Linked DNA regions of Mus musculus: regions 1 and 2 are each linked to region 3. The links are chromatin loops, found by intact Hi-C in ENCODE. Cell type or tissue: gastrocnemius. All regions are shown on one strand. Region 1 overlaps Tm9sf2 (transmembrane 9 superfamily member 2). Region 2 has its middle 26 kb from the start of Timm8a2. Region 3 overlaps Ubac2 (ubiquitin associated domain containing 2).

Region 1 (5,000 bases), 200 kb after region 3:
GTTGCTATCTGTAGAAGGAGCCAATTCTTGACATTTCTAAATGTTCGTAGGACCCTTGCTTGGGTCCTGGGAATCCTAGATTTAATCTCTTGCCCTGGGAGCTGAGGTAAAGTAGAGCAGAAGTATTCTTAAATAGAGAAAGGTGTGCACCCAACATTTTTCACATTCTACAGAAACTTAGGGTCAAGATCTGTGTTAAACAGAACATAGTGACACATATGTCTGTGGAGATGCTAAGGGCAGGCCCAGGTTATCCTGGCTACCTAGCAAGATCCTGTCCTCCAAACCAAAAAGTGTTAAGTTCTTCGATTCCCAATTTAAAGAGATTCTTGAAGACTACAGCATATGAAAGCATGGTATTGGGCCATCAATGAGAGTTTTCTTTCTAAACCAGCCATAAATGATTTTTCAAATTTATGGGTCATGTTATTTTGGAATGCGACTTTGATTAGAAAACCTGAACTTATTTTAAAAGATGAGCTATAACCTACCCACCCTCTTTTTTGTTTTTCGTTTTTCTTTTTTCTTTTGCTTTTTCGAGACAGGGTTTCTCTGTGTAGCCCTGGCTGTCCTGCAACTCACTCTATATAGACCAGGCTGGCTTCGAACTCAGAAATTCACCTGCCTCTGCCTCCCAAGTGCTGGGATTAAAGGCGTGCGCCGCCACACCAGGCGTTTTTCATTTTTCAAGACAGAGTTTCTCTGTGTAGCCCTGGCCATTTTGGAATTCACTTCTTTAGGTGAGTTTGGAGCTCACCCAGGCTGGTCTTGAGCTCAGAGATTCACTACATCTGCCTCCCAAGTGCCAGAGTTAAAGGTGTGCACCACCACTGCCTGGTTAGACAATATACTTTAATTCATTTTGACCCTCCTGTGCTTTATTTTCAGATATTTTTACCCTACTTAAGTGTGTAGTGAAGCAGTAGTGATAACCAGCAGCAGAGGGCGGTCCCCATCTAAAGGCTGCTTGGTCACCTTTTTCTGGGACATTTGTTTAGGTCAGGAAAAGTACAGCTTAAGACAGTGTGTGGATCGTAAAACCCCATGTACCTGTAAACACTCACTGATGCATCCATTCACTGGGCTAACATTTGTGGGTTAGCTACTTGTGTATACCCCAGGCACTGTTACAGATGTAGAATATAACAGTGGACAGGACAAGAGAAATCCCTGGCCTTTGTGGCTCTTTGGTCTTGATGGCAAGGAGGAGACTGGAGAGAACTAAAGAATACAGTATGTCAGTTACTTGGGAAAGAACTTCCAAAACTAAAACAATGTGGACAGAGTGTTTGTCATTTTAGGTAAGACTTACTGAGAAGGTGACATTTGAATACAAGACCTTAAAAATAAGTGAGGGAGTAAGTCACTCAAGTGCCTCGGGAAGGTATTTTAGAGGCAGACAGAAGATGCCAGGTCCCCAGGTGTGGACTTGCCTGGGCTGTTGAAGGTACAGAGATAAAGGAGGACAGCCTGAGCAAGGAATGAGAGAGAGGGGCTGGTGAGAGATGAGGGCAAGAGTAACGGCTCTTACAGGAGGAGGCCCAGTTGAGTGGTAGAGCACTTGCAGCATGCTTGGGGCCCTTACCACCACAAGAAACAACAGTGACTCAAACTTTGGACCCTTCACAGCTGAGCAAGATTGGACATTGTTGCATCAGCTTGGCTCTTACATGGTCACTCACTATTGAGGCGTGTTGAGAACAGACTGAGGGGGTATAAAGAAAAACCCCAGTCAGGAGATTTCACAGCTGTCTGGATAGGGTTTGATGGTGGTTTAGACCATAGGGGGAGATTGTGACATAGTTGGACTTTTAGAATCAGCTTGTTTTTTTTTAAAGTAGAGCCGAAAGAATTAGCTAAGGAATAGGATATAGACTGGGGTTTTCATTTCCTACAGATAAAACAGAAATGAACAGGAGTGAACAGAAGAGTAAATTTGGGCATCTCATGCCCTCTTCTGGCTGTTGTAGTGCTTGCACACATGGACATACGATAAAATTAAAGATGTGTATTTTATAATATGGAGAGTGATACAAGACACCTCCTGCCCACCACATACGTGCAGATGGGCACACCTACACCTCTCTGCATGCATATACACCCCACAATATAATACAATTAAGTAAAATAGGGCAAAATTAAGCTTGAGTGTCACAAAAGAGGGTTGGTTCCTTTGCTAGCTAGTAACATTTTTAAATATTTATCAAAACTTAAGTACTGAGGGTTGGAAAGATAGCTCAGCAGTTAAAAGCACCCCTGTGCTTTCAGAGGACCCCGGGTTGAGTCCCAGCACCCACATGGCAGCTTACAGATATCTGTAACTCCAGTCCCAGAGGATCCAACACCGTCATCTGGCCTGTCTGAGCATGCATGTGGTATATGGACATACACATAAAAATAAAAAGTGACAATGATTTCAAATACGGAATTTCTAACTAAGCATAAGGAGAGAAGCTTTGTTTCTATAGCTCAACGCTTTGGGTCATATCCTGACGGGCATTTCTTAGTTTGTGTCTCTGATGCCTTGATTTTCTAATCTAACATGTGGAGAAGGCCAATCTTGCCCATTTATTGGGTGGAATACATGAGCCTTGACTGTTAACTGTTGCTCTGTAATCAGTTGTTACCTGGACTGGAGGAGGGTTCAGTTGGTAAAGTGCTTGCTCCATAAGCATAATGACCTGAACTCAGCCTCAGCACCCACATAGAAGCTGGGTACATTAGCACATGTACCCGTAGTCCAGCGGGGGAGCATGGAGACCCTGGAGCTGTGAGTCAGTGAGCTCCAGGTCCACTGACAACCTGTTTGAGAACTAAAATGGAGAGCGATAGAAGAGGATGTCTGACGTTGGCCCATGGGCTTCTTATGGTGTACACGTATAAGATGCACACGTGTAAGATGCCCGCTCTTTCTCCTTTGTTGTTTTTTTTTTTCCTTTACAGTTGAGTACAAAAGTTGAGACAGCTAAATCCAGTTCCCACCTATTAGATTGAGGTGTAAGATTTACTGTTGGATGCTGTTAGCAGAGATGATGTCTGTCTCTCCTTATCTAAGTTGGACATCTGTGCCTCTCATTCTGTCATATTAGTACTTTTGTGTTACTACTATTCAGTTTTTAAAAATGAACCTTAATGTTCAAAATAATGCTACAATGCTGTGTTTTAGATGGAGGTAGTGATGTGGTGAAAATTAAACTGTTGGCTGACAGATGGCAGCAGTGGGCTGCACGTAAACATTCACCTCAGCTAAGTTGGTGTAGGGGTGTTAATAACATACAGAAGCAGGCCACTAGCCAGCTGTTAGAACACACCTATAGGGACCCCAGCATTTGGGGGCCTACGTAGAAGAATCTGAATTTGAGGCCAAACTGCAGCATATTAAGAGAAATCAAAACTGACAAGTCAACTGGACTATTTAGAAAAACATAATTTTTTTGTTTTGTTTTTGGAGACAGGATTTCTCTGTGTAGTTTTGGCTATCCTGGAGTTTACTGTGTAGACCAGACTAGCCTTGAACTCAGAGATCCACCTGCCTCTGCCTCCTGAGTCCTGGGATTAAAGGCGTACGCCACCACTGCTCAGCAAAATGTGATTTTTACATTAGAAATTATTAGGTTTATTTATATAGTTGATATGTCTCAGCCTTCTGAAAATATGAAGATATTTATATGGGGGTATTTTTTGTTTTGTTTTGTTTTGTTTTTTTTTGTGCTGGATGTTGAACCAGAGCCTCATTCGTGCCCTCTCGCTCTGCAGTTTGCTTTACTCCTCACCCCTCAGCCCAATGAATCACAGTTTTATTTTTATTTTTTAAAGACTTATTTATATAATGTATGTGAGTACACTGTCGATCCCTTCAGACACACCAGAAGAGGTCATTGCATCCCATTGCATTGTGAGCCACCATGTAGTTGTTGGGAATTAAACTCAGGCCCTCTGGAAAGAGCAGACAGAGCCATCTCTCCAGTCAATGAGTTGCATTTTTAAAATTAAGACTTAAATGCTCCCAGTACATCATCATGAACCTATTATTAAAGTATGTGAGTGGTGTGTGTGTGAGTGGGGGGGGGGGGGAGGTTAAGTAATTCTGGACTCAAAATTGGAGGAACTTCTAATTTTTAAATTTGGTTACTAATTTTTAATTTTACCTTTTTTATATTTAGAATCCTGAGAATTAGCAGCCTTTTAAGCCTGAGTAAAGGGTCATGTTTGCTTTAATTTTAGATATTCAAATGTGGCATTGTGGTCACTTCTGAGTCTCCTAGGGAGACATAGGGGCACTTGATTGGTTCCTGTTTACTTGGACGATAGTGCAGAAATCTTGGGTTCTTGTTACTAGAAGCCAGCAGCTCCAGAAGTGTAGAAGGCACCTATGGGGAAATGTTCTGCCTTGTTCTTCTAGGTCACAGTTACATGTAGAGGATGAATAGATTGAAGTTAGCAGAATACAAAAAAAAAAAAATCCACTTAGATAAGAAAAATTGGAGACTTTATAGAGAAGCGAATTGAAGGTTCAGCTCCCTGAGTTAGCTGTGGTGCATTTTATGTTTATCACCAGGACTGGTAACTTAAACTGCTGTCTTAGGTAGAACCTGTATCTTTTTGCATAATTTTTATTAATGTACTTTCTACTTTCTTTTTATACAGTTTACGTTTAATAAGAAGGAAACCTGTAAGCTCGTTTGTACGAAAACATACAATACAGAGAAGGCTGAAGACAAACAAAAGTTAGACTTCCTGAAAAAAAGCATGCTACTGAACTATCAGCATCACTGGTGAGACAGAGGCTCGAGTTGGGGCTCTGACAATGAAATGTCTGTGTCGGTGTCTATAGAGATGAAATTGTAGGTTACATACAGTGTAACAAACTGTTCATGCCAGCGCAGTGTTAAAGCAGGTGACTGTCAGGTGCTTCTTGTACACAGACCTGCTGCTCTACTTCTCTGGCAGTTACCGTGGGGCACTTTATGGTGTGGGGAAGAGCATCTACAAATCAAATC
Region 2 (5,000 bases), 130 kb after region 3:
ATCAGTTCTTCAAATGGCTCTAGGCTACAGGGAGATAAGTGGTGTTGTGAGACACCCCCACCCCCACCCCCTGCACAACCACGTGGGAGGGGAGGGGGAGGGAGAGGCACACCTAAGCTCCTGTTTCCACAGAGAGCCAGAACCAGCATCCAGTACAGATGGAGTCAGGTCCCTCACACACTACTGCTTGTGTGTGCAATGTGATAGCCCCTCAGGGGACCTGAGTGGCCACTCAACTTTCTCATGGCTTCCTCAAGCATAGCCACTCCAGCAGCCTTTCTCTCTCAACAGATGAACTGCTGGGCGTACCCCATCTTGTCTCACACGCCTGCCTTGCTCGCAGTGTAACCCACTCTTCTTTAAAGCCACAGTCGAAGAGGCATCTCAGCCTCCTCTGTGGCCGGATAAAATGGACAGACAACACAGAAGTCCTTGGTCTGCTAAGCCGGAGGTTTTGCACTCTGTTACCTGATTGAAGAAATACGATGGGTTTGGTTTCATTCTTGCCGAGGTGATTGTAGTCGTGAACCTCACGTTAGGCTTCTCCTCAGGTCACAGTCTCACAGAGCCAATCAAGGCAGATTAATCAAAGTGGTTCACCTTGCAGATGCCACCCCTTCCTCTCTATGCTTGTTCCAGCCTGGGCACCTAACTAGGCAGTCCTAGGCCTCCTGAGGGTTTGCCTGGCTGGACAAGTTCATTCAATCCATGATGGCAGCCTTAAAAAAAAAAAAAAAAGCCACACAGACACTTCTTGAGTCTCACGGGCCTCCAGCGGGTCTCTTGGTTTCGGACACTCTTCCTAGTTTTCACACCAAAAATATGAATGGAGCTGCAGCTGTGGTGTGTGGCTCTGAGGGCAGAGCAGACAGGGTCTTCTGACCCCTCACGTCTTCTCCCTATCAGCCTCTCATCCCAGTCCCGTGCTGATGAGTCCAGCTGCCCTTCCAGTGCATGTAGGGGTCTGCAGGTTTGCTTGCGTACAGTGTGTATGCATCTCTGTGGTGTGAGGATGCCTCAAGTTCAGAGTTGCTCAGCTTCCTTCTGGGCTAGGTCTGCCGCTGTTCAAGCTTTTCTCATTGTGGTTCTGCTCTATCCTTTACCTGGAGATATACCAAATATGAAGAATATACTTAGGATGGGAAGAGAGGCCCCTTGGTCTTGCTAACCTTATCTGCCCCAGTACAGGGGAACTCCAGGGCCAAGAAGTAGGAGTGAGTGAGTAGGGGAGCAGGGCCGGGGGAGGGTATAGGGGACTTTTGGGATAGCATTTGAAATGTAAACGAAGAAAATATCTAATAATTTTTTTTTAAAAAGAATATACTTAGGAGCAGTTCTGGGTTAAAATTTTGGAGGTGGGTGGGTGGCCCCATCCCTCAACCAGGAGGCCATGCCTAAACTCTGGATATGGTCTTGACAGGTTCTCCCTCCCCTTTGTGGGGTATTTTAGCTAATGTCATCCCTGTAGGGTCCTAGGAGGTTTTTGCTTTCCTGGCATATGGGGCTTTCTGGTTGCTACCCCCAATTCCCCATCCCCCACTGCTACACTCCTCTGCTCAATTTCCTGACCCTCTGTATATCATCCTCGTCTCCTCCCATACCTGATTCTGCCCCTCTTTTCTCCTCCCCGTCTTCTCTTCCTCCCAAGTCCCTCCCACCCTCTACCTCTCTTGATTATTTTGTTCCCCCTTCTAAGTAGGACAGAAGCATCCATTCTTTGATCTTCCTTCCTCTTGAGCTTCATTTGGTCTGTGAGTTGTATTGTAGGTATTCCACAACCTTTGCCTAGTACCCACTTACCAGTGAGTACATACCATGTGTGATCTTTTGTGACTGAGTTACCTCACTCTGGATATTTTCTAGGCCACCCACCCATCTCCAGAATTTTAACCCAGAATTGCTCCTGTCTAAAGGAAAAACAGGGGAAAAGAGTGGAGCAGAGACTGAAGGAAAGGCCATCCAGAGACTGACTGCCCCATCTGGGGATCCATCTCACATGCATACACCAAACCGAGACACTATTGCAGATGCCAAGAAGTGCTTGCTGACAGGAGGCTGATACAGCTGTCTCCTGAGAGGCTCTGCCAGATCCTGACCAATACAGTTGCGGAGGCTCACAGCCAGCCATTGGACTGAGCACAGGGACCCCAATGGAGGAGTTAGGAGAAGGACTGAAAGAGCTGAAGGGGCCTTGTCTGGCATCAATGGGAGAGGAGGCCCTTGGTTCTATGAAGACTTGATACTCCAGTGTAGAGGAATGCTAGGGCAGGGAGGTGGGAGTGGGTAGGTGGCGGGGGGGGGGGGGGGGGGGAGCACCCTCATAGAAGCAGGGTAAGGGGGATGGAATAGGGGGGTTTGCAGAGAGGAAACCAGGAAAGAGGATAACATTTGAAATGTAAATAAATAAAATAAAATAACACAATAAAACAAAAAAGAATATGAACATAAAAAAAGAATATACTTAAATGTGCAAGCACACACACAAACACACACCCCAGACTTCCCTAACAGCCTAGCAAACACGCAGTTAGCAGCTAATATTGCCACAGATAAAGTCTGGCCTTTAGAACCTGAAGTGGAGATCCAGGATACACCCTGAGGCACCCAGGCATGCAACTTTAGACTGCCCCCAAGGGGAAGTACCAGATTGGCTTTCTCAATACTTTGGGTTCATCCTATGCCCCCTGGTGGCAGAAACAGAGCATGGCGGGCACACTGTGAGAAGGCAGCAGATTCTCCTTGGTTAGCCGTATTTTTAGTGTAATTGGTTGACTATTGTAGTTGTGATGGTAATGTAATATCAGCTTGTAGCCTGGCAGTGTGCTGGGGAAGTCTTCTATAAGCCTCCTTTCACAAATCAGTTACAACAGGCTGAGCAGCTAAGACAACTTTCTGTATTGTAAATGACTAGGATTTGGTTGCAAGCACCCAGCCAGCAGTTCATAACCATCTGTAACTACAGTTCAGAGGATCCAAGGCCTGTTTTGGGGCCCTCACACCTATGTCTATACAGTACACATATGTGTGCTACACACCGGTACTGCACACACTTGACACATGCAGACAAAACACTCATATACATAAAATAAAAAATAAATTTATTTTTTTTTCAAGACAGGGTTTCTCTGTGTAACCTTGGCACTCTTGGAACCCTGTAGACCAGGTGGGCCTCAAACGCAGAGATCTGCCAATGTCTGCCTCCTGAGTGCTTAGGTCAAAGGCACGTGCCGCCGCCACCCAGCTAAAATAAATTTAAAATCTTAAAAAAAAATACTCTAAGAACTTCATTGGATGAATTTCCATATATAGACTAGAAAGCTGTTTCTCAGGATGAGTCACACAGCTTAGGAAACAGGCCAGAACTTCACTACAGGGCTAATCCCTTGCTCTTAGCCACTGACCCCACGAGGCAACAACAACAGTATTTCTCTAAAGCGAGCTCTGTGTGGATTCTTTGCAAAGAAAATTATTTTTAGTTAATGAAGTCTACTGGGGTATAGCTTAATGGTACAGTACTTCACTGGCTCAACTTAGAGCAGTGGAATGAAAAGGATCCTCCATTTGAGAGACTGAAGTAGTGACACAGTAGAGATGGTGACCTTTGACAGCCCAGGGCAGACCCTGCAGAAGCCCAGGGCTCCCATGGAGAAAGCCAGTCCAGGGACACACTGGGGCTCCCACAGAGAGAGCCAACTGAGGGCACACTGCTCTCTCAGCTGCCCAGGCTAGTCTTGAACTTACTCTGTACCCTAGGCGGGCACTGAATTTGTGATCCTCCTGCCTCAGCTTCCTGAGTAGCTGAGAGTACAGACCTGAGCCACCAGACCTGGCCATTTTCTTAGATCACCACCAAAAAATAAACAGAACTAAACTGTCAGGAAATGCCTCCTGACAAGACACCACGTTCATTCATCACTGGGATATCACAGCCGGGATCACAGCTGATCCAAACACTTCAAATAGACTGCAGGATCTGTCTGGTCCATAACATGAGTGAAGGACTTTGGCAGCATTGCAACTGCAAGAATCCAGTGACATATGAAGCTGGGGATTCAGGCAAAGACATCCTGGGCTATGTGCCTGCCATGTAGCCACCACCAGAGAAACTCTTACACATCAAAAATAAGTTAGTAAAGATCACCCAGAGCTGAGCACAGTGGTGGTAGAATAACATCCCTTTAATCCCAGCACTCAGGAGGCAGAAGCAGGTGGTTTTGATTTGAGGACAGCCTGGCCTACAGAACAAGTCCTAGGCCAGTCAGTGGTACACAGTGAGATCCTGTCTCTAAAAGTCAATCCCCGCCTCCACCAGGGGTGGGGGAAGTGTTAGTGCTGGAGAGAGAGATAGGTCAGCACTTAAGAGCCCTTTGCTGTTCACCCAGGGGTCCTGAGCACCATTCTCCATATTGGTACAGCAGTTCACGACTACCCATGACTCTAGTTCCTGGGATCCGATGCCCTCTCCTGCCCTCTGTTGGCACCAGTCATGCATACGATGCGCCCATGTACACACAGCCAAAAGTCATACACATAAAACAAAAAAGTAAAAAAAAAATTTTTTTTTAATTCTTCAGGCTGGACAGGTGGCTCAGTGAGTAAGTAAGGTTCACTTGCCATCCAAAATTGAAATTCAAATCTCAAACACCTACGTCAAAAGTAAAGCACTGTGGTGTGTGCCTCTTGAGAAGTTGTTGTGATAAAAATTCTGACCCAACCCAACCTGGAGAGGAAAAGGTTTATTTCATCTTGCACTTTATAGTCACTGAGTAGGGCCGGAACCTAGAAGCACGAACTGAAGAAATGCTGCTCTCTGGCTCCCTCCTCATGACGGGCTCAGCCTGCTTTCGTAGACATCTCTGGACTGCCTGCTGAAGGTGGCACTGTCCACTGTGGACTGGGCCTTCCGACATCAATCACTACTCAAGAAAATGCCTAGGGTTGCCTATGGGCCAGTATTGTGGAAGCATTTTCCCACCGAGGTTCTCTTCTTCATATGACCC
Region 3 (5,000 bases):
GAGGAGTCTGTCTGGCCCTTTTCCCTCTCCATAGCTGTCATCCCAGTGCATAGGGAAGTGGGGGTTCCAGATGGGTTTATTTTCTAGTGATTAGGTAAACAGCTTTTCATGTGCTTGTTGTAGATGCACACGAGTCTTTTCAGCGATGTAGCGTTGTCTGCTAAAGTGCTGTGCCTGTCATGTAGCCCAGTTGTTGGTTTGTTAGTGTAGTTTTTCTGTATACCCTGATGGCAGCCCTTCTCAGCTGAGTGCTTTCTCACCCCACAGGGCACTCCTGTCGATGGTAGAGGGCTATGTCTGATGAAACTGTTTTCTGTATCATTAGGCCTGTCCATTTGTCTTATCCCCCCGATAAAGATGAATTTAAAGGCTTTAATTTTGTGTGTAAGAGGTAAAGGGTCCCTTCAGGGCCTTTCCTGATGATGTCACATGAACCAGCATATTGAGCAGACAAGAGACCTTCCCTTCTTCTGGAAGAGCAGTCAGTTAACCACTGAGCATCTCTCTAGCCAGTGCTGCTGTCTTATGCTCTTGGAGTCATGTGCTTTTGTTATTTTGTAATACAAAAGTGAGAATATTTACTTGTCCATGACATTAATTTCCACGTTCTGTCCTAGTCACTTTTATCAGCAATTAATACAGAATCCCGTGTAGAGGACAGAGGTTGACATCAGCAGTCTTCCTCCTCCTTATCTACATTTATGTTTGAGATGATGTCTCTCTGTATCTGTACCTTAGGCAGACTGGCTGCCAAGCCAAGCCAGGCCCAGGCCCTCCTGTTTCTGTCTCCCCAGCACTGGGATAATAGACAAACACTCTACCACGGCCACCAGGTTTTTCCTGCCAGTGCTGGGAATCAGAACTCAGATCTCCACTTTAACCAGCTAGCCCATCTCTTCAGCCCATCAGTAGTCGTAGGAAGGCTGGGAAGTGTGACGATAGTTGGCAGCTTGTGTTTTCTAAGGCTGCAGCATGTTGGATACAGCAGTGAAACTGGCTCCTCAGAGGAGCAGTGGTAGCAATAACATCAGTACGCCTGCAAGGTGGAATTCTAGGTTCTGTCACAAATACATGAAAAGCAGGACACAAAAACAGCATCCAGTGGCTTTCCTCTCGGGCCTGGGGAGCTTGGTTGGGCGCTTGACTGGTTGTTGGCATTTTGTGAAGTGGCATCATGGTGTAGTTGCCAGTTACCACTGCTGTGTGGCTGTTGGTCACGATTACAGGGCAGCAGGCTTTGTTCTGAACATAAAGAACAGGATGAGGATGTGTTCCCAGCCAGAGAAATAGCAGACAGGCGTGATCATCTGGAGCGGGGGAGGAGCTGGGACCAGAGAACTGTTCTCAGCTCTTGAAGGGTGCCCTGTGAAAGAACAATTAAGAATGGAGGATGGGGAGGGCTAGCCTAGGTGGCTGCTATGATAGGGAGGTGGCATGGTGGCATGTCGCTTCTGTCCCCAACCAGCAGAAAAGAGCGACGACACAGCGTTCTTCTCAAAGCAGTTTATTCAGGAACCTTTCAACATGCAAGCAGGAATCTCTCCTAGCCCCCAATCACAATCCCTTATATAACCCCTCAACCACGTCCCATCAGCCCAGTCCGTGTAATCTCAGTTCATTGGCCTTCGTCAAATGGCCTGATCTTGCATCATGGTGCACCTGCGCAGCTCTCATGATGGATGTGGCTTATTTTCAGGTGTATGAGGAAGTCAGGTGCAAGTCATAAGACTTGGCTGCTGTCCTGGCGCCATCTTGGCACTACCGCCACACCCGCTCCCCACAGTGGCACATGTGTGTAACCCGGGACACTGCTTTAGCCTGGGCATACTGAGTAGCCGCAGCACTCAGTACCCATGGAGTATTTGCCCTGGGCAGGGCTAAGTCTGGCTCAGAATAGAAGCAGAGGGCAGGCATGACCTCAGAGTGTCCAGCATTAGTGTGAAGCTGAGTGAACCCCTTTGCCCCTGACAGTCCTAGCTCTGTACTTGCTTTACATCTGGATTCACGAATAGGCCTAAAGAGTGAGAGACTCACTCACCAGAGCCCAGTGAGGCTGGGCTGTTCCCAGGAAGCCCACCACAGTCCAGCAGAACGTGCGGCACTCACTGCAATGTAGGGGCCTCCATTAGTTAATAGACTACCTGCAAAAAGCCGGAGACAATATTTCTGTGTCATCGGGGGGATTGATTCCTTTCCTGTGAGCAAAGATGATTTTTAAAATTTGAAAAGTACACACTTGTAGAAAACCTTGATAAATATGAACAGAGTGAGAGAATCCTGACATTAAGAGGTGAGTTGCAAGGCCAGGCATGGTGGCACAGGCCTTTAATCCTAGCACATGGGAGGCAGAGGTGGGGGCAGGGGCAGGGGCAGGGGCAGGGGCAGGCGGATCTCCATGAGTTTGAGGCTAACCTGGTGCAGTGAGCTGGTCCCAGGACAGCCAAGGCAACACAGAAACCCTGTCTCAAAAAACAAACAGAAAAGAAGAAAACAAAAAAGAAATAGAAAAAAAAAAAGAAAGAAAAAAAATGAGTTGATAAAGATATGCGTTTAAAATACTCTTGAAGTCAGATGTCAGAAGTTCACTGAATTTGAATAAACACCTAGATATTCTTACCTAGGTTTATTAGATGGTGTAAGTTTGCATATTAGTGATAAATTAGTAACCTAAAGTGGCAGTTTTTAAGCTCTGCCTGTAGTCACACCTGGAGCCACTAGATGGCGGTATTGGAACTTGGTAAAACCTGTAATTCTACTTAAAATTGTTATTAAATGAGGCTTGAGTGTTATTAAAAGAGCTGAAATGTTACTAAGTGATAACATATTCTTTCAGTAAAACTGGTAAGAGGGTGGCTGGGAGCATCCAGAACCAGCTTTGACAGTTGTCTTCCTGTCTCTGAAGCTCCTAGGCCCAAGTGAGAGTTACGAATTACTATTATCTACTCGCATTTATTTTTTCCTAAACAGTACAGTAAAGCGTATTTCAAACCATAGGAACACTTTTTGTGTGTGAATCCCCACCTCATTCCCTTGTGACAGAGTCTTTCACAGAACCTGCATGTAAACTGGCAGCCATCAGGACCCAGAGGTCCTCCTGTCTGTTTTGCACAGTGCTGGGTGATGGGTATGCAGAGCCACCCCCAGCTTGTACGTGACGGCTGGAGATTTGAATTCTGGTCCTGTTGTTTGTGCATCTAGCACTGTTACCCACTGAGCCTATTCCTGAGCTCCAAACATCACATTTAACTGTGTAGCAAGTTGTCATGCAGGGCAGCCTGGCTCTAATACGGAACTTAAGGAAGAATTCTTACCGATATCTGAAAGTTAAGGAAAGGGGAAGGCGGGTTGTTCTTTTTTTGTAAGGGGATTTAGTGATCCTGTTGAATAACTGTTTTGTGTGAGCCACAAACCGTATTTTTATCAGAATTGTTGGGTAAATGTTGATAGGAAAGTAGTCCTACTATGTAGTGGATATGAATGCCACTACCCTACAGCACACGCTTTAGCAGTTGTCTTCCCATGTCGTGTCTGTGGCTAGTATTGAGTGCAGATAAGGTGGAAGCTCAGTCCTTATCTTGTCATTCCTTCGACAAATGGTGTAGTTGTCAACAATAAGTAAATATTCTCAGAGCTCAGAGGAAGGAAGTAGGAAACTACGCGTTGGGGGACTTGATGGCTGGCGGTGCAAATGTGCACGTGAGTTCTAAGGAAGGATAAAAATAAGGAACAGGAAGTTGATTCATGAAAGTGATTTTTATTCCACTGCGTGCTTTAACTGAGAAAACAACCTAGAAGATGTGCTAATGTTTTATGGTGAATTGGTCTTTGAAAAGTGAGTTCTAATCAGTTTTTAGAACTGCTCCAGGGTGAGGAGGGGCCCATCTCCGTGTTCTGTGCATTGCAGTTATTCAAGCACACGTGTGGAGGCCAGAAGAGGGCATCATGTCCTCTGGAACTAGAGTTGTAGACAGTTGTGAGCCACTGTGTGGATACTGAGAACAGAACCCAGGTTCTCTGAAAGAGCAGCCAGTGGTCTTAACCACTGAGCCATCTCTTCAGTCCGTGGATCATATCTATGTAAAAAAAAAAAACCAATCTATCTATCTATCTATCTATCTATCAGTATATATGGATATACAGATATATAGATACAGATATCTACACACACACACACGCACATACACACACACACACATTATAATGCTGTATTTGTTGTGTCCATGTTTTAATTTATATCTCCCTAATCCAGTGCTGTATTGAGCTGCTCCTCCGACCCCAACCACTAGAGAGGGTTTCCCTGTGTAGTCTAGCTGGCTGTCCTGGACTTGCTTTGTAGACTAGGTACAGAAATCCACCTGCCTCTGTCTTCTAGGTGCTGGGATTAAAGGCGTGTGCCATCAGGCCTGGCATTGGCTGCTTTTTATGTGCTCAGCTGCTGTTCGTGTATTTTCAAGTCTCTCCGTGCACCTGTACTTAGATTTGTGACTTTCTTATTATTATAAGAGTTCTTTGAGAGTTCTTTGTATTCTCATACCAGTTCTTTAGGTGTGCATTTAGCAGATACTTCCCCAAGTTTATCTCTGTTGATTTTTATAATAGTGACCTTTGAAGAGTGTAGTTAAATACTCTAATGAAATAAAATCTACCAGTTTATAAATAGCCTATGCTGTGTACTCTTTGGAAAAATCTTCCTATGTTGTGCGTATTTGAGAAATCTCTGACCTATGTAGGTTTCTTCTAGAAATTTTATTTTAGGTTTGCCATTTGGGTTTATGCTCTATTTTGAATTTTTAATATATGGTTCAAAGTAGAGCTGTCTTCCTCACTCAGCACCTTCTGTGTGACAAGGTAAAGCCTCACCTGCCCCTGGAAAGCCCCGTTTTTGCTGCCCCCCCAGTTGCTACTTCTTCAACACGATCCTGACTTAATACCCCAGTTTAGTTTGTCAGTTTGAGCCACACATAGTGAAGCACAGGCTGTGTCTGGTTTGTTTCTGTCCT

The links. Hi-C counts contacts between places; a loop is a spot of excess contacts. Peaks named below come from ENCODE experiments on the same cell type or tissue, not always from the same donor. Only the 100,000 strongest peaks of a DNase experiment are listed, where the experiment ranks them.
Region 1: it touches region 3 in a loop (3.0-fold over the local background); 17 of 42 quality-filtered maps call a loop at or near these places.
Region 2: it touches region 3 in a loop (12-fold over the local background); 39 of 42 quality-filtered maps call a loop at or near these places.

What each region holds. Positions count from the first base shown.
Region 1 is chr14:122,128,633-122,133,632 of GRCm38, forward strand. Tm9sf2 (transmembrane 9 superfamily member 2) reads left to right here. Exons shown (of 17, transcript NM_080556.3): 4 at 4,648-4,775. Among named protein-coding and RNA genes, the nearest start is that of Tm9sf2, 24 kb to the left of the region's middle. In gastrocnemius, a CTCF peak has its summit at 1,969 (motif pointing left); no DNase peak of the experiment used is centred here.
Region 2 is chr14:122,058,212-122,063,211 of GRCm38, forward strand. No RefSeq gene overlaps it. Among named protein-coding and RNA genes, the nearest start is that of Timm8a2, 26 kb to the left of the region's middle. In gastrocnemius, a CTCF peak has its summit at 2,685 (motif pointing left); DNase peaks (open chromatin) are centred at 2,085 and 2,669; H3K27ac peaks cover 354 bases.
Region 3 is chr14:121,925,838-121,930,837 of GRCm38, forward strand. The region is part of intron 4 of Ubac2 (ubiquitin associated domain containing 2); the gene reads left to right. It overlaps Gm46485 (a long non-coding RNA gene), which reads left to right. Exons shown (of 2, transcript XR_001781471.2): 2 at 1-5,000. Among named protein-coding and RNA genes, the nearest start is that of Gpr18, 12 kb to the left of the region's middle. In gastrocnemius, a CTCF peak has its summit at 2,726 (motif pointing right); a DNase peak (open chromatin) is centred at 2,722; H3K27ac peaks cover 1,935 bases.